Regions from separate parts of the Mus musculus genome. Here regions 1, 3 and 4 are each linked to region 2. Evidence: chromatin loops called from intact Hi-C (ENCODE). Cell type or tissue: heart. All regions are shown on one strand. Each heading gives the region's core, and the rest is flanking DNA. Links, peaks and the distances in the headings are about the cores only.

Region 1 (4,509 bases), core at 298-4,297, 300 kb before region 2:
GTCGTCATGGCAACCAGAAGTTCCTCGGTCCTCACTCTCCAGCTTCCACTTCCCCCGGCCCGAGTTGGGCTCTAATCTCGCGAGACTTGCCTGCGCGCAGAACCCCGCCGCGGTGATCTCACCCGAGACTGAAGGAGGGAGGAGAGGAGGGAGGGAGGAGAGGAGGGAGGGAAGGGATGGGGCGGGGAGAAGGGCCAGTGCAGCGCCGCCACCGCCGGCAACTTTGTGAGCGAGTTCAGTACGTGCGTGAGCGAGTGAGCGGAAAGTCAGTGCGGCGCCGTGTCCCGGGGGGGAAGGGTCGGGGAGGGAGGGAGGGTGGGCCTGGGAGACCGCCCGCAGCGTGCCTCTCGCCGCCACCGGGGCTCCCTTTCCGCGTCCCCCAGCCCCGGTGGGCAGTTACCTGTCCCCTCCCCCGCGGCCACGCAACTCCCCCCTCCTCCCACGGCGCCCAGCGCGGTGCTCCGCAGCCGGGACTCATCCCCCGGGCGCCGCGCGCTCGTCCCCGGGAGCCGGCGGGCGGGATGGGGGGCTCGGGGGCGCGAGCCGGACTCCGGGCTCCTGCACAATAGTTGATGCCCGGGGACCAGTCGCTTCGGCCTCCGCGGCGCAACGGAGCGCGGCAGCTGCGGGGACCCTCTCGGAGCGAGGCTGGTGGCGAGCCGCGCTGATCCCGCCCCGGCGGCCCCTAACGCCGGGCGCTCGGAGCCTCGGATCTCCGCAGAGGAGGCGGCGAGCGAGCGCGCCCCGACCGTCTGCACGCTTTCTCTTTCTCCCCAGGGAGAGCGCGCGGACGACGCGCCCGGGACGCGCGGCTGCACCGGGAAGCCCAGGCCAAGCGGTAAGTGGCCCGGGAGGGCAGGGCTGGGAGGGGGGCGGGGCGGCACTGCTGACAGTCCCCCCCCATCACCCCCAATGGGCTTGGGGATTCGCGGACCGGAGCTGGACGGTTACAGCCGCTGAAAGTTTGATTTCCGATTTGGTGGCGTGCTGGGGGATCGCGGTCCCGGCGGGGGCGAGTCTGCGCTTCACCGTGCACGGCGCGCGCGCACGTTCTCACCTCAGGATCCGGATCGGCTCCCCTAGAGGCCCGGAGCCCCGCATCCCTGCCTGGTGGCCGTGTTCACCCTGCGGCTCCGGGCTCCTCGGAGAGATCCTTCCCCACCCGACACTCGGTGAGCTCTTTGCAGGTGTGCTGCAGGGGGCCAAGGTCCAGGGGGTTAATGGTGGGGAAAGGAAAGATTTGGCTGCGGGCTCGGGGGTGTTAATTTCTCTCCTGGGGAGATACTGGGGACTGAGATCCGGGGATGCTCCAACCTGCGATCCTTGGAGGAAGGAAACCGTCATAGGGTTGGAGAGGCGTGAGGATTTCCTTTAAAGAACTTTTTCTCCCCTTGCCCTTTCCAACTTCGCTCCTGACCTTAAAGGCAACTTGCCAGGTTCATAAATCGCTCCATGGCATTTCAACGTGGGCAAGCAATCGCGTTGGGCAGATTGAAATTTCATCGGGGCTCACCGAGTCCAAAACCAGAGAGGCACGGGAAATAGCTAGCTTTCAAGGGAGGCGTTGTGCTAGATTGTTGGCATTCCTCTTGGAAGGGGAAGCGTTTGGGGACTGGTAACTCGGAGACTGCCTTGGAGCTTTATGGATTTAATTATTATTATTTTTTTCCTGACGACTAGTTGAGAGGGCAACCTTTACTGAAATTCATACTACCTTGTACACGATTATGTTTCTAAACGCGAGCCAGTGATGCGATGCAAATTTCAGAGGGAGGTGTCGACTTTCATCAGGTTCCAGGTCTATCTGGATGAACTGGGGTTGGCGTTTCCTCTATAAATCGAGCCTTTCATGTTGAAACTCTGACTCAGAGTCTTAAAGCCATTTTTTTTTTTTTATACTGCTACTCTGTGGGAGTTAAGTGTCAACTTTCTCCTGCTTTCTCGAATGGAGTATCTCCCAGTGCAAAGGTTCTCTGGCTGATTCTTTTGGACGGCCACAACATTAAATGAAGCCCTACCAAATTGCTCTAGCATCGTCGTTTAGGCACGGGAATGATTTTCTGTATCTTGGTTTAACGACTTTCTCCCTTGTCCTTTCTCAAACGCTGCAATTAAACTGCCTTTACCAGGATGGAAAAAAAGCTGATAGGATTATGCAGAGCAGTTAAAAGGTTTAAGCAAAGCAGTTTATGGCCACTGATGTGTCCACCTATGCGGTGACAACCCAGTTATTAACTAGAATATTATTACGGAGGTATTTTCCCATGAAATACGTTATTGGTACAAAGGCATTAACAACAGTGATCTAAAATAACCTGGGTGATGGCTGGAACAGAGATGGTTGGGGCAAATCCCACATTTGGGGTGGCGACGTGCTTCAGTGTCACAGAAGATATTGTACTTTTCCTCACTCTTAAAGGATTCTTGAAATCGACTATCATTAATTAGATTTTTCCAGTTGACCGAGAGAAGGAACGGGTTTAGCAAGTGGCTGGAGACAGACAGTAGGTGTAGCTGTTAGCCTCTCTGCAGTTCCCGTCGTCACAGTCCTGGCGCCCCGGACTTGCTAGATTTGACTGTCAGGCAGTTAGTAAGTCCTCAGCACGCCACTAAAATGACATTCTGAGGTTAACTCTTCTTTTGACTCAGTTTTTCAGTGGTATTTCCTTTTATATTTATTTCATATTTGCTTTGAATGAAGTTTGTAGTATTGGTGTAGTCTCATTTGAAGAAAAATTTAAAGCAACTTTTTGAAGGGCTTCCTAACAATGTATGAATGTACTGTAGTTTGAGGATGGCTTGAGATTAGCAGTTATGCAGACTCTGAGGTCTTGGTTAACTGAGGTAAGGTATGCATATGTTGTAGTTTCAGTCGCAGTGTAAATTTTTAGTCAGTGACTTTTCAAATGCTCTCTTAGGGCACAGAGAGCAGTGTTGAGTGGACCCCAACTCAGAGCAGCTTCTTGGCTGGCTGACTTAGTGGAAGATTTCTGTGGTAACGAGAAGGCTTGCTGGCTCTTGCCTGGCTGTATTTTTTTTTTTTTTTAAACCAAAGGTCTAGTCATTGCACAAATGGTATGACTATTAATGAAGCTTTTCAGGTTACTTTTTAGATTTGAACCTTTTGCTTCACTGGCCAGATTAGAATGGTACCCGGCCCCCTTCTTTAACTCTGATGGAGCAAGCCTCTTTGTTCTGTGATGTGAAACACACATCACAGAAGCTGAATCTCAAAATTGGAAAAATGAAATTTCCCTGTATTTGTAACCTTTTGAGCCTTGAGAGGCAAGCAGTGTCTACAGAGTACCACCAGCAGAGGTGTTTCTCTTGGCTTCTGGGACTCCAGTGGTTAGAAGAATCATTCTTGGGCATAGGGGGCTGGACTGGTGGTCCAGGGACCATGGGATCACACCCACATCTGAGGGTGAGAAGTTACTCCATGTCCACGGTTTTGCATATGAGGCAGTTTTGATTTTCCAACTTCCTTAGAGGATTCAGGTGACCTGTCTTCAGAGGTGTGGATTTCAGATACCGACCTGCCTTGCCGCTTTCTGCCAGGGTGACCTTAAAACTAGCTGTACCCTTTCACTGTCTTGACTGTGAGGCCTGAGCCAGCTTTGCTGCAGAAATCAACTAGAATTTATGTGTGTGTGAAAATACGTTGTAACTAAAGTCTCCTTTGTAGTTGCGGTTTCTTACCCTTCCACTGGAGGCTGAAACTAGAAGGGAGTTTGAGCTCAGTTCCTTTGGCCCAGCTTTCCCCAGTTGGCAGGTGAGGCCCTCCAAACCCAATGGTATCTTATAAAGTTAGATGTGGCCAGCACTCAGGGTAGTCGGCCTTCCTGATCTGAACATACGTGTTCCTGGGTTTCACCTTTGGTTCTTTTCCTGCGAACATGTTGAAGTTTTCTCATACTTAAGTATTCAGTGATTATTAAATAAAATAAGGGCAGGAATGATAGCTTCGTTAAGGTTGAAAAGGTATGGAAGTAGCATCAATGTCGTGTAGTACATAGCTAAGCTATGGAAAAAGGAATCCTAGATTAAAATTGTTGTTGTTAATATTATTTTAAATATAGCTTTATCACCCCAGTGTCCTGATACTCTCTCCCTTAAGTTTATTTGCAGAAGAAAGGAATGGGGCCCATGAGAGGGTGGGAACAATTCCCCTGGGTCCAGCTTCCTTAAACATAGGTGATTTGAGCAAGGGACAGAATGTCACAGGGTAGTCTAATTTGCAGCCAGGTCTGGAATGAAAATCTGAGTGTATCTTTTGAGGGGGAGAAAACTTCACCTTCTCATCTAATCTTCCATCCATCTTCTAAGGTGACCCAGCTGCAAGGAGATTTTCTTTTGGGACAGGGTTTTTCACCCATTGTGCCACCCTGGCTTGCCTGGAACTCACCATGTAGATCAGGCTGTCCTTGAACTCACAGGTCTGTCTTCCTCTTCTTCCTGAGTACGGGAATGAATGTGTGTGTGTTTCATAAAAAGAACTAGAGTGAGACC
Region 2 (4,509 bases), core at 50-4,049:
TCCTGGCACTCTGCCAAGAACACACCACATCCCTGCTTTCCGGCCAGGGAAGACAGGACCCAGAAACCAAGGAGTCAGCCCCTCACTCTCACAAGTTTGTACTCATTTCAGTTGGATTCTAAATCTCTGCACTCACCAGACCTCTAGCCTTCTGTGCCGGACCTTGTCCCCAGGACCCCGAGGAAAACCCTTCTCTTTCTCTTTAGAGATGGCTTCTTCCTCCTTGATGCTTCCTCCAGCACTAAGCGCGTTCCAGCTTCTCACTGGATGGCACCTGCTTGGCCTCTCGTCTCAGTAGCTTCTCAGTTACAACCTTTACCTGGATTCTGTTCCAAGAGCCGAAATGAACACAATGTTGCTGCTTGGTTATGGGTTTGATAAGATTCTTATCACTTAAGGCTAGAATGTTGTTTTTGATCACCTGACATAGCTCAAGGCTGCGTCGGCCTGAGTTCACAGGCATCCAATACTAGGACATTTTTCTTAGGGTTGGAATGAGACTTGTCATTGTCTCAGGTCAATTTTCATCTTTTCACCGGTTGTTTTCATCTGTTGAAGAGTTTTAATGCCGGGTTAGCCTTCACAATAGCCACTATCCCTCCAGGAGTGTCATATGTCTCAGTGAGGCCCCCATTGTGCTGATAAGCTGCGGACAAGACCTGTGGCCACCCAATAGACTATCCCCGTTGTTTTCAAATTGGATGCCGCAGCTCTGGGAGTGTCAGCTGGTTCTGAGGCTTTAGTCCAGACTATACATTTCTTCAAGGTTGTGCCTGCCCCCTCACACCATTTATTTTCCCCATTCCTTTAGTCCAGGCTTTGTTGGGAGGGACAAGGCAGAGACAGACCTGGAATCCCTTGATGAACATTATCCAGGGTGGGTCTCTCCACCTCAGCAAGCTGCTGAGATCTCTAGCATCCCGTTAAACCTGGGGCAGAGACTCTGTGATGCTCTGAGAGTGAATGTGCAGTATTCGTGGGACCCATAGCAGTTCCTCTGTGTGGGCTGAACCAGCAAAGGACGGTAACTCACGGGCTTCACTGAGGCATGAGTTGGGGTCACCCTCTTTCCTTTGGTGGGTGGGTGGAGAAGAAAGAGTCAATTAGATTTACTTAAATGACTCCCCTCTACACCAGCCAAAACCAAAATCAAGGTCTCTTTAGATAGCTCACTAAAGAGGTGAGTAGCCTCATTACCAAAACCTGCTGCTCAGAGACTTCCGCTCCCAGCGGAATTCCCCCCCCCCCACCCCATGCTCTTCTGACAGTTTTACAGTTCAAAGTTCAGAAGGAGGAGGGAGAGAAGTTTCATAGGAGGAAAGATCTCTACAAAATTAGAAACGAAGTTCATGTCCCCAGCTTCCAGGCTGCTTGTCAGGAACACAAAAGGTGGCATGTGATAGCGATGTAGGTTGTGAGTTTAGGAGAAAATCACAGAGGGGCCAAGGAGAGAAGATGCCATGGGTATGTGTGTAGCCATTCACTTTAGTACTGAACTTTCCGGAGCCAGAACGTCCCCCAGCACCAACTTGCACCCGTGCAGGCTTAACAGCATGCTGTGAGCGTCCTCTGCTGTCTGTGTTTGGGCCGGCATCCAAGCCAGTTGGGCTGTTTCCTTAATGGCTACAAGCAGGCGTCTCTCCCGCTTTCAGTTTCAAGAAGTACCATAGCCCCATCAGAGTCTGCGCTAAGGAGTGGGACTGGCCAAACTGACCCCTTCAGTACTGCATCTTTTTTAAAAAAAAATATTTTTTTTGGTGGTGGAAACTCTAGAGGGCGGAGAAAAAAGAGGTCTTGCTGTGTGAACCGGGGAGGAGGGAAGGGAGTCGTGGCGGGGAGGGAGTGGGGGTGGGGGTGGGGGTGATAGGTTATTTCTGCTCCAGGGCAAGAAGGAAAGAATCTCTGTGGAGATTCCTCCCCCCACCCCCACCCCCCGGAAGGCACTTCCAGCTTTTGTAAACCTCAACATCACTGCGGAGGGAAGCCGTTGGAAAGCTGCCCCTGGGAATTATGGGGCAGGGAAGTCAGAAAGCATAGAGTGATCTTAGATAGACTGCTAGGCTTTGAGGTGCAGAAACACATACTACCCCTTCCTTTAAAGGCGGTCCAGCGGCATCAAACGCTGATGTCGATGAAGCCGCTGATGCGGTTCTCCATGATTGGAGGAAAGCAGGGGTGACGTCAGCGCATGCTTGTAATTCCCGCACTCAGGCTGCAACAGGAGGGATCTGGTTAAGGCTGTGTTCAGCCTGGGCTACAGAGGAGGAGATCTTGTTTAAAACGCAAGACAAATCAAACAAGAAAAACCAACGAGGGGGAGAGAAAAGGGTCAGGCATCAGGATTCATTACATGTATGTAGTAGATCTAAAGTGGAAATTTCTGGTTTCTTTGAAGACTTGGGTTATAATGTTTTGCTGGGACAATCAGGGGAAAGGATGTCTTGCTAAAGCAGACACGTGAGAGAATGTTTTGATGAAGGAGACACAGGTGAGAGGATGTTTTGCTATAGCAAACAGGTGAAAGGATGCCCAATGTTTAGAAAGAATATAAATATGGCCCCACAGAGAGTGGGAGCGCCAGCTGCTTTGCCTCCACTGCCTTGCAAGCCTTCGCTGATGACACGCATAGATTGGTTCACCTTCCATTGCATTGCTGAAGTTCGCTTGTAGTGACCTCATAGAGAGAAACCCACCAAAATAACTTCTTGTGAGAGTCCTGCGACTTCTGGTCACTGGACTTGGCCGATTGGCAAACCTCACCTTATCCCCTGGAGTGAACTGCCTTTGCTGTTCCCGGTGTGTTGCCTGCCAACTGGACTGGACTGCAGTTGCTGATTTATGTTTGGTGTTTGCTAGTTGACAGAAAACAATGAAGATGGGAATCGCCCCCAAAGAACTATTTCTAAAGAGGTCCACTTCACCCCTATCCTAATAACCTTTCTTTTCCACTACCTCTGCTAGAGGGGAAGTCGAACTCTTATTAAAGTAGGTTGTGAAAAATATATGCCTACATAGATCCTTGCTATAATGAATAAAATGGGCATAAGAAATGTCTCGTTGTTTCCCTCCCTTCATGCTCCAGACCCAGCCTAGTGTGGCTAAGCTGAAAGGAGAGTCCAATTTCGGTAGCTACCCAAATGGTCTCCTGCCCTCCTGCTCCGACATAGGAGCTGGGGGGTCTGAAAGGAGATGCCCAGCCTGAAGTCCCCTGCTCACTTATTAGATGTTCAAGGGTCACCTCCCCAGCCCCCCAAGTGCTGTGACCATTGTAGGAACCTGAAAAGGTCTGTCTCCCTTCTGAGCTTGGGCCATTCTCATACCTTCTTATTTCTCCATGCCTGGCCTAGCACAGGCTCATGGAGGCCACTCAGCCTGGGCAGGAGGGACACCACTCTTTACAGCGCCTACCCAAGGATCACCCATGGGCATAAGGTGTGAAAGGAGACACCAGGTGTCTCTGAAACCCAGGGCACATTCCCAGTGTCCACATAGCATCTCTTGTTACTCTGAACTGATAACCTGTCCACTGCCGCCCGCCAGGCTTTGCAGTAATGCTGCTGTTTTCTGTTTTTACAAAGAAAGAGGCCATGACAGTGGCTTCATAGATTAAGAGCTGTGAGCTGCCTACATTGGAGACAGACATCACTAATGTAAGAAGGGTTTGAGTGTTCGGTGTGAGTGCCCATGGCTGAGATGAGACAAATTAACTTATCAAGTACCACTCAGCATCCAAGCACTGGCTCTGTGCAGAATGGAGTTACTTCCCAGTCATGCTAAATGACACTGGCTAGCGTGCTTCCTCCCCAATTCATGGTTCTGATTCTGTGATGTGCACAGCAGTTATAGACAGCAGCTGAGGGACGTTTCTGAAATTCTGAGTAATTCAGATTCTTCTGTGTATATATGTAAAAGTCTAGATCCTCAACCTTCCTAACACCGCACCCCTTTAATACAGCACAGTTCCTCAGGATATGGTGACCCAGATCGTGAAATTACTTTTGTTGCTACTCTATAACTGTAATTTTCCTACGGTTATGAATGGTAATATAAATAGCTGACATGTGGATGGTCTTAGATGGCCCCTCTAAAAGGGTCCTTCGGCTTAGAGGGGTCGCGGCTCACAGGTTAAGAACGACTGCTCTGTAGTGCTTAAAGTGAGACATTGTTTCTTCTGAATGGTAACCATGCAGGCAACGGTAAGTGATTTGATCAATCTTTATACAAATGCAAGGTTGACTCTAGATGTCAGAACTTTCAAGAAAGACATCAGACTCTTAGAAGTGCTTTCGAAGCTATAGTATGTTAGCTAACACAGCTGTGTACACTCACAACAGCTTTGTGTGTGGACACAAGACATTTTAACCACTCACCACCCTCTCTTCCCCATTTATCACCTGCGGGCCCACTTCCTCTTTCCAACTATAGAAGTAGTCTTAACTTACAGCTTGCCATTCAATATGAAGTTTGTCCTTTAAACCATAGTAGAAATGCTAGTGACTATTTCAAGAG
Region 3 (4,509 bases), core at 245-4,244, 670 kb before region 2:
CGTTGAAGCTTACATGGAGCTCATGCTAAGAGCTGTGCTACTCAGTCAAAGACTATCATTGCTGCCATCTGTGTCTAAGCCTTCCGTGAAGAAGAGATAGATTCACTCTCAGTGGTATAAGCTAGTCGCTGGGTGTTAGCCTTCTGGCCAGCTTGTTCTCAAGATTCCCCAAACCACCCAGTTTTGCCCTGGGAGACTCTTGGCTGACACTTGAAGCTGTAACTTGTGAGCATCCCTGAGAACTTCTGTTGCCTTACATATGATGTTGCTGCTCCGTTCATCAGCGGGGTAACAGCCACTCCCACCGTACACACTTTGGGGAGCTCCCTCATCCTTTTCTGTGTTCTTCAGGCAATGTCCCCACCCTAAGCATTGTCGATGTAAGACTCATACTGGTCTGGGATGGAGAGATGGCTCAATGGTTAGGAGCACTTGCTGATCTTCCAGAGGACCTAGGTTCTATTCCTGGCACCCACATTGTGGCTCACCGCTGTTGTTAGCATTGGTTCTGGGGGACCCGATTACAGGGGTCTTTGTGACCTTAACCGGCTGCAGAGATATGAGCTGCCAGAAACAAGAAGTCAGTTTGGCTTACCATGACTCATATGACTCAGTCGCTGATGTTGGTTTAAACTGGAGTTAGATTCCACGTGGTTTACTTTAAACATATTTAAACACAGCACATTTGGTGAAAACTATTTTCGTGATCATTAACTCAATCCTATGTGTACAACAAACCACACACAAATCTCCTTCAGGAACAAAACAAGCTAAATACAGATCAGATATGAAACCCTTTGTACAGTCCATAAAGACAGGTTCTATAGGTTGACTGGGAAAAACAATTTTACAATAAGGGTCTAGGGGAGTGATCCAGTGCCAGAAAAGTCACAGATAGCGCAAAGGTCACTAGGTCAGAAACCATGTCCATTTCTAGCCTTCTGGGCAGATAACAGGCACTACACTCCTTCTTTTGGAGGAACAACCCTGCGTGCTTAACATCCTGGGTTTCTCTGGTGTTTAAAAGACAGCCATACTTCCTATCTCACCCCCTTTTGAGTTTTTAAAGAGAATTTTGTGGCTGTAATAGCATAAGCCAAGCTTGACTGCATAGCCTGCAGAATTGGTCTAACAAAGCCATAGGACTAGCCAGCAGAGGACCAAGAAAAGGGAGAGCCACCTTAATCGAGATGGCCTTCAAAGGTCACTTGAGAGATTGTGTCTTTCTCTTTATGCAGATCATCAATGTGAATATGAGCAGTATCTTGACACATTAAAACAACACATTCCAGAAAGGAAAGTATTTGGATTCTGTACAATCTGAGAATTAGCCTATAATATAGTCAATAAACATAGCATCATCATTTTGGGGGTCAGTAGCATTGGGTCCTTGTCTCTCCAAGGTCTCAGCTTGATGAATTAAAGTCTCGATGCCTCCCCCAAGTCATCAACTTCTTCTTCCTCTTGGGATGCCTCCTCTTGGTGTGCTTGTTATCTTTCTTCAGATGCTTCATGTGTCCAGTGTCTCTGGGATGCTGTCTTAGTCATGGGAGCAGACATCATCTGGGACTTCTTTCATTTTCTGAAAAGACTCGAGCGTAACCCTGCCCTGATGGTAGAGGAACTTGGGGCCCTTTCCACTGATTGGTTCCTAGATATTTCATTTAACATATACTGTGTCCATGTCTGTGCCTCCACTTTTGGGTAGTGGAGAAAGCATTATCCTTTAAAGTAAAAAAAAAATTTTTTTAAAAACCATGGCTTAAATTTTAAATGCCCATAGCACTAGGCATTTAAGGTGAAGATATAGTCCCCAATTTTATTTTTAAAATTTGTTGTTTAAGTAGTTAACGCTGTCATTCCACAATAGCTTTGACACTGTGAGTTGAAAGGGGTTCCGGCAACATGATTAATATTTTATACATTGTAAAAGTTGTTTGCTAATATAAGCAGGAGCGTTACCAGTTTTTAGTTGCAATGGATGTCCAGGAAAGGGAAAGGTATATAATAAATAATGACAGCATCCGAGATCGTTCTGCAGACAGAAGCAACAATCGTATTCTTTCCAAGTATCAACTGTTACAGGAGCATAATGTCAAAATTCAGAGATTTGAGTAGTATCTGTTTGCCCCAGTGGCATTAGAGTTTAACGCGCAAGGATTAGTTCCTCCAGCAGGGGGCAGTGGTGGTCAAGGAACACAGAGGGCAGGCACGCTTGTTCATGAGGTAGAGAACTACACTTGTAATAATTTTGCATTTTGATGAAGAAATTCATGAGTCTTTTAAGCAGCCTGAAATGAAAGTATTAGAGGTGAGGAGGAGGCCAGGGCATCTGCTTGAGCACTAGCGAATGTTACCAGGTCTGGCATATGAGAATGCATGTGAATGTGAGTTATGAAAAAATGCTGACTCCAAACACTGACACCATTGCATACACTAGCAAGATTGTGATGATAGGACCCTGATATAGCTGTCTCTAGTGAGACTATGCCAGGGCCTAGCAAACACAGAAATGGATGCTCACAGTCAGCTATTGGATGGATCACAGGGCCCCCAATGGAGGAGCTAGAGAAAATACCCAAGGAACTAAAGGGGTCTGCAACCCTATAGGTGGAACAACATTATGAACTTAACCAGTACCCGGAGCTCTTGACTCTAGCTGCATATGTATCAAAAGATGGCCTAGTCGGCCATCACTGGAAAGAGAGGCCCATTGGACTTGCAAACTTTATATGCCCCAGTACAGGGGAACGCCAGGGCCAAAAAGTGGGAGTGGGTGGGTAGGGGAGTGCGGGGGAGGGTATGGGAGACTTTTGGGATAGCATTGGAAATGTAAATGAGGAAAATACCTAATAAAAAAAAAAAAGAAAGAAAGAAAGAAGAAGAAAAAGAAAAGAAAAGAAAAAATGCTGAGGTGGTTGTTGTATAGGCGCCCATAGGGACAGAACTAACTGTGCACTAGCATTGGTGGTGGGATTAAGTTTAAGTCTTGAAGTGCTAGGATTTAAGACGTGCACCACTACTGCCTGGCTTAGTCTTACAGTTTCTAAAACAGAAACAATTTGAGCACCAATGGAGAGTGTGCTAAAATATCCAATGCAGAGAAACATCAAATAAAAGTTGGTTGGCTGCAGCAAGTTCAGACTGTTGAGCTGCACAACCAGGGCTGGGTGTATGCGGAGGGTGTGGAACTTGTATATAAGACATAAGCTCCCGTGCTTTTGAAGAGCCATTTTTAACAGTGATCTCTATAGGATCTCTAGATGTAATTTTAAGGAACACCCATGGGGTATCTTAAACAATTCTTAAAGGGATCTTTAGGATAACTAATACTTATAGATCCCAAGTAACATGTGATTGCTACCTGCCAATTGTGATCATCGTGGAACAAAATAATCAGCCAGAATTCTATTTAATGGCACAGTGATTTCTGTAGGCTCTCTACTAACAAGTGGCACAAGTTGCTGTGATGGCTCATATATGCTTGGCCCAGGGAGTGCCACTATTAGGAGGTGTGACCTTGTTGGAGTAGATGTGTCACTGTGGACATGGGCTTTAAGAACACATCCAATTGACATGGCCCAAAATCTTTTCTAAGTATTTGAGGGTACATTGCTTCGGAAAATTTAGACTGAGAGGGGATAATGGCAAATTTGTTGTTGAGTGAGAATATATTTTAAATAATTATATGGTGACCACTTTGTATCTTATCTGGAGTTAAGTTTAAATTTTCTTCTTCTTCTTCTTCTCCTTCTTCTTCTTCTTCTTCTTCTTCTTCTTCTTCTTCTTCTTCTTCTTCTTCTTCTCCTCTTTCTTCTTCCTCCTCCCCCTCCCCCTCCTCCTCCTCCTCCTCTTCCTTCTTCTTCTTCTTTTTCAAGACAAGTTTTCTCTGTATAGCCCTGGCTGTCCTGGAACTCACTCTGTAAACCAGGCTGGCCTCGAACTCAGAAATCTGCCTGCCTCTGCCTCCCAAGTGCTGGGATTAAAGGTGTATGCCACCCTTGCCCAGTCTTCTTTTTTTAAAGATTTATTTATTTTATGTATAGAAGTATACTGTTGCTCTCTTCAGACAGACCAGAAGAGGGAATTGGAACCCATTACGAGTGGTTGTGAACTACCATGTGGTTGCTGGGAATTAAACTCAGGACCTTTGGAAGAGCAGTTAGTGCTCTTAACCATTAAGCCATCTCTCCAGCCCCTACATTTTCTTCTTTTAGTTCATTTACCATGAAAGTTAAGCATCCATTTAAGTATTGATTAGGAAAGCATGAGCAGAGAATACATTCATACAATGAGTGACCAATGCCTGAAGGGCTTTAGGCTGCGCCAGCTTAAGTGCCTACATACATAATATTGTCACACAGTGGGGCAATGTTTTCATTAAGTGCCTACATACGTAATATTGTCACATAGTTTGACAATGTGTTCATCGCTTGTGGCAAAATGTTCCACTGATACTAAATAGTGGAGTGTCCTTGAGGAACCACAGTAGGCATGGGGAGCCCCAGC
Region 4 (4,509 bases), core at 265-4,264, 150 kb before region 2:
TCTCTTTCCAATTTTCTGTGGCGCCTCCAGACTGATTGGCAGAGCAATCTGGTTCTACCAGTTTGCAATCCCACCAGCAAAGGAGGAGTGTTCCTCTTTCTTCACATTCTCACTAACAAGAGCTGTCCCTTGAGTTTTTTATTCTTGCCATTCTGATTGGTGTAAGGTGGAATCTCAAGGTCGTTTTGATTTGCATTTCTTTAATCACTAAGGACTTTGAACGTTTGTTTAAGTGCTTCTCAGCCATTCCAGATTCCTCTTTTGTGAATTCTCTCTCTAGTTCTATACTCTATTTTTTGATTGGGTTGTTTGGGTTTTTGGAGGTTAGCTTTTTTTTTTTTTTTTTTTTTTGAGTTTTGCTTCTTGAGTTCTTTATATATTTTGGATATTGGCCCTCTATCAGATGTGGGGTTAGTGAAGAATTTTTTTCCTTATAGGATCCAGGCCTTGACAGCAGCTGTCTGCCTCAGCCCCCGCCGCGTTATTTTTTGAGACAGGGTTTCCCACTGGCTCTGGAACTTGCTGGATTGGGTAACAGTAGCCAGTGGGTCCCTAGGAGCTGCAGCCTTTTCTCCTCAGCACCGTGGTTATTGCATGTGGCTTAACCAAGGTGCTAGGGAGCAACTTGCCTTGCTATGGAGTTACCCGGTGCTTTGCAGCATCCTGTAGATGACAGTAGCATGCTCCCACTCTCAGTTTTGTGACCATGGATGTCCCTGGGTCCTGACAAGAGTGAAGACAACCTCAGGTAAAACCCACTCTTCTAAATATTGAAACATTTTCTTTAGTTCAAAAATGAAGTCAAAATCTTTTTTGTTTTCTGTTTTGTTTTATTAGTGGAATATAAAATTTTAAAGCTATTATAAAAATTGTTTGACTTACACCATTACTAAGTTATGAGTATTCTCACCTTACATGTTTCTGTAATTCCATATTAAGCTTTGCGTTAGAAACCTTAAAATATTCTGAAGGGATTTGTTCTTTCCGTGTTTCTATATTTTTCCGCCTGCTCCCATCACCATGGAGCTAAATACTGTGAAAGACATCTTAGGTTAAAACAGTAACGACTGAACCGGGGCAGTTTGTCTTTGTGTGCTTTTTTCCTCTCATCTGTTCCCTTGGTCAACCGAATGGGATATTGCTTTTAATGTGGGACTCGTGGTGGGCGGTGGGGCACGCTTTCTAGAGCATGCTCCCCTGGGAACAGTGCACTTTGGACAGATAGATGAGTGGACACTGAGATGAGGGAAGATGGAGGAGAGATGCTTGGGGAAGGGATGGTGCGTCCCCTACAGCCTGTGCGTTACTCAGAGAGCAGAGGACAGAATAACGCACGTGAGCTGAGTCTTCATGTAGCAGTGTTGGATTCTTTGAATAAGCTGAGTCCTTACCAGTTCCTTTCCTCCCTCTTTTCGGTGCTGGGGACAGAGAGGCGAGGCCAGGATTCTCCCCTTGAGCAGCACCCTTAGCCCAGCCATGTTGCTGGGAGACATTATGAAACCAAGCACCTGGAGGGCTCCAAGATGTCAGAAGTTTTGAGAAGGGCCTCTGTGGGGCCTGAGGCTCCCTGGTGAAGTGCGTGCACAGAGCATCTGCAAGGCTGTGGGCCACTGCCAGTGTGCCAGGCTCAGCACCAGCACCAGTGCCACCCCAGGGAAGCACTGGCTGTGCTGACCCACTGTGAGGTGGCTGGGCCACACAGGTGGACACCCCTGTGGGTGATTGGCTTGTGAAGATTTAGGTTTTAAGTCTCAGTATTCTAATCTTCACTATTTAATTTTGAAGCATTTTAAATGCATGCAAACTAGCAGCAGATGTCAGTGTTTCCATTTTCTGCTTAATTTTAACTATAACTTTTTACAGAGGAGGGCTTAGCCTGCCATGAACAGTGTCTAGGCATTTGCTGTAGTGCGCACAACTTAAAGAACTCGCCCCTCACCCCCCACTCCACAGTGGCTCTGAATTCTCTTGGGGCTGGGGGGGGGATTCATTTTAAGATTGTAACAAAAAAAATCAAGAATTCATGATTTTATCATATATGGTAGTAATAAGCTTTGAGAGATGTCAGTTTGAGATACTTTTATTATCTGATAAGTAAACATAAAACAGAGAACTTTTAAAAACTAGTATCCAGTTCTTAATCCATCGCTGGAGTATTCTGAGCTGGATTCATCATTGGAAACAGGATAAGAACTTTTCTGATTTTGCCTCCTAACCAAATGTTAATTTTGAATTTTCCAAAAACATGTTTTCTAATGACTAAAAAACTAAGGCACCTTCTTCCACATGGAGTAGGAGTGTTCCCACGAGAGTGGACTTGTGTGATTGCGGAGGGTTGGCTTCTCTTCTCACCCGTGGTGTACTTTTCCGTGGGTAATTATTGAAATACAGGCAGGGACCTTTTTGTTAGTATAGAAGCTCATGCTGCTGATGAACAGTCTTGCGCATTTCAGTGGACTCACTACTGTAGGAATTAGAATTTGAGGTGTACCCTTTCCATTGATTTTTATCATTTATATATACTCATCTGTTTTGTTTGACTTATAAAGTATTTAAGCATACTCTTTCATCACAGTACTATTCAGTTACAAGCAACTGTTTGTAAGTGAAAACCACAGTTATGTGTTTGGGTACATCTGCCCTATCAGGAACGCAGTGGCAAGCCAGGCCAGCAGCTCCAGCAAATACTTAAGTTTGCCACATAAGAAGCCTTCCCGGAAGGCACCACTCTCAGGCTGACTCGTGCATCTGGTAATGCTTTGGGGATCCTGTAGCTTTGTGTTTAATTCCACTGGTGTCTGGTCATGCTGGCCTGTTGTTCTTCTATCCATCCTGAGCTCCAAGAGAAAGAAGGAGAAAGCAAGCCCTGGCCATGCCTGGTCTTTCCGTGAGAGAGCTCAAGTGTGCCAAGAAGTGGGCTGTTGCAGACTTCTGCTTAGTTTTCGTTCATCAGACCAGGAGACTCTAGACCTGTCACTGGGAGCACGAGTGATTTAAAGACTTATTTGTTCTCTGGGGCTAGGTTAGTGTTTCGCACATTTGCCAGAACAAATGAGTAATCTGTGGTGAAGAGCTCAGAGGGAGAGGCTCAGGCAGAGAGCAATGTGCCTTACCTCAGGGCCTAAGGACACTGGGTACCAAATACATTTAGAAGTCCTGGGCCTTTGAATTCCCTTGATTCTTGATTTTCTAGAATCAATTGTGAAGCTTGTTTTTTGAGAATATTCTTTCGGACGCCTTTCTCTAGCCAGGCTGTCATTTTCCAGGTGACTCAGATCTTAGGGTAACAGATACTCTGCTTTAGAAGTCTTCCTTACTGCTAGTTGTATCATGGGGAAAATGTGAATTTGGTCATGCTTAATTTGAAAACTGAAACATATTTGGTGATTTTTTTTTTATTTGGTTTGGTTTTTTGTTTTGGTGTTTGTTTGTTTTTTTTCAAGACAGGGTTTCTCTGTGTAGTCTTGGGTGTCTTGGTCCTGGAATTCACGTTTTAGGGCAGGCTGGCCCCAAACTCGCAGAGATCCGACTGCCTCTGCCTCCCAAGTGTTGGGATTAAAGGCATGGGCTGCCCCTGCCTGGCTTAAATTTATTTCTTTTTTTAAAAGAAATTTTCTGTCAGCATGTAGAAGTCTTATTTGTTCTCACTGATAATGAAACTCCGTGAGATGGGGATGATTCCTTTCCACACATATCAGCAGAGCGCACAGGTGAGCTGGCCGTGATCCAGCTCTCCGGGGAGTCAGCCGTGAGCTTACCGTGCTGACAGCTTTCAGGCTTATGCTGTTCTGCAGGGCCACATCATTGGAGGAGTTGCTTCGTGCCTGTTGTTCTTACCCCCTTTGCAGCTGTGTATGGAGCTACTGACCTTTCATGCTCAGAGGATTTTTTTCCTTATTGTTGCTCTCTTTCTAACCTGTAATGTCATACAACCGGGGGGGCGGGGGGTCGTTTGACATCCTCCTTCAGTTTTGAAGCCCTTTGGGGAAAATAGAAACATGGCAGTATTTACTAAATTATGGTAGTGTATGTAACTAGTGTTAGGTACCTTCTCCTTTTATGTCTAGTGTATACCTTGATTTCATGTGTTACTTGACCCCAAATGCCATGTTTAAAGACAGAACTTGAGACCCTCCCGGTAGTACTGCCTCCTGTCTTTTTGTTTTAATATGATTTTATCAAATACTTAATTTTTAGTCTTTTTGACTTATATATCTTGAAAGCACTGTGCTGCATTTTGCATTTTGTTTATTATAAACTAAGCTTCTGTTAGCAGGATTTTTTTAAATCTTGACTTCAGTCTAGCCATGGCTTCACTACATAGATGAGTCTGTGTTTGTATTGTATTCTTGTCTGGCCTACTGAGGTTTCTGACTACTGGTGTCTTCCACCTTACTGTCTTAGCCATGACTCTTTGACCATGTGTATTTTCCTGTGACTGGGATTTCAGACATTGTGGCCACTTTGTACTCTATTGCTCTGTTCGCTGCAGTGCCCTGTGCCCTGATT

What was found. Peaks named below come from ENCODE experiments on the same cell type or tissue, not always from the same donor. Only the 100,000 strongest peaks of a DNase experiment are listed, where the experiment ranks them.
Region 1: a loop joins it to region 2, with 5 times the contacts of the local background. A loop is called at or near these places in 19 of 42 quality-filtered maps.
Region 3: it touches region 2 in a loop (3-fold over the local background); 12 of 42 quality-filtered maps call a loop at or near these places.
Region 4: it touches region 2 in a loop (3-fold over the local background); 7 of 42 quality-filtered maps call a loop at or near these places.

Annotation. Positions count from the first base shown.
Region 1 is chr12:82,169,239-82,173,747 of GRCm38, forward strand. It overlaps a transcript of Sipa1l1 not described here. Among named protein-coding and RNA genes, the nearest start is that of Gm30799, 100 kb to the left of the region's middle. In heart, for the core only: CTCF peaks have their summits at 996 and 2,502; DNase peaks (open chromatin) are centred at 923 and 2,523; H3K4me3 peaks cover 2,618 bases; H3K27ac peaks cover 1,897 bases.
Region 2 is chr12:82,468,620-82,473,128 of GRCm38, forward strand. No RefSeq gene overlaps it. Among named protein-coding and RNA genes, the nearest start is that of Gm30966, 5.9 kb to the right of the region's middle. In heart, for the core only: a CTCF peak has its summit at 1,574; DNase peaks (open chromatin) are centred at 1,592 and 2,142; H3K4me3 peaks cover 1,411 bases; H3K27ac peaks cover 3,483 bases.
Region 3 is chr12:81,794,563-81,799,071 of GRCm38, forward strand. All of the region lies in intron 5 of Gm30706 (a long non-coding RNA gene), which reads right to left. Among named protein-coding and RNA genes, the nearest start is that of Gm46366, 5.7 kb to the left of the region's middle. In heart, for the core only: a CTCF peak has its summit at 2,174 (motif pointing right); no DNase peak of the experiment used is centred there.
Region 4 is chr12:82,320,235-82,324,743 of GRCm38, forward strand. All of the region lies in intron 1 of Sipa1l1 (signal-induced proliferation-associated 1 like 1), which reads left to right. Among named protein-coding and RNA genes, the nearest start is that of Sipa1l1, 11 kb to the left of the region's middle. In heart, for the core only: a CTCF peak has its summit at 1,803; no DNase peak of the experiment used is centred there.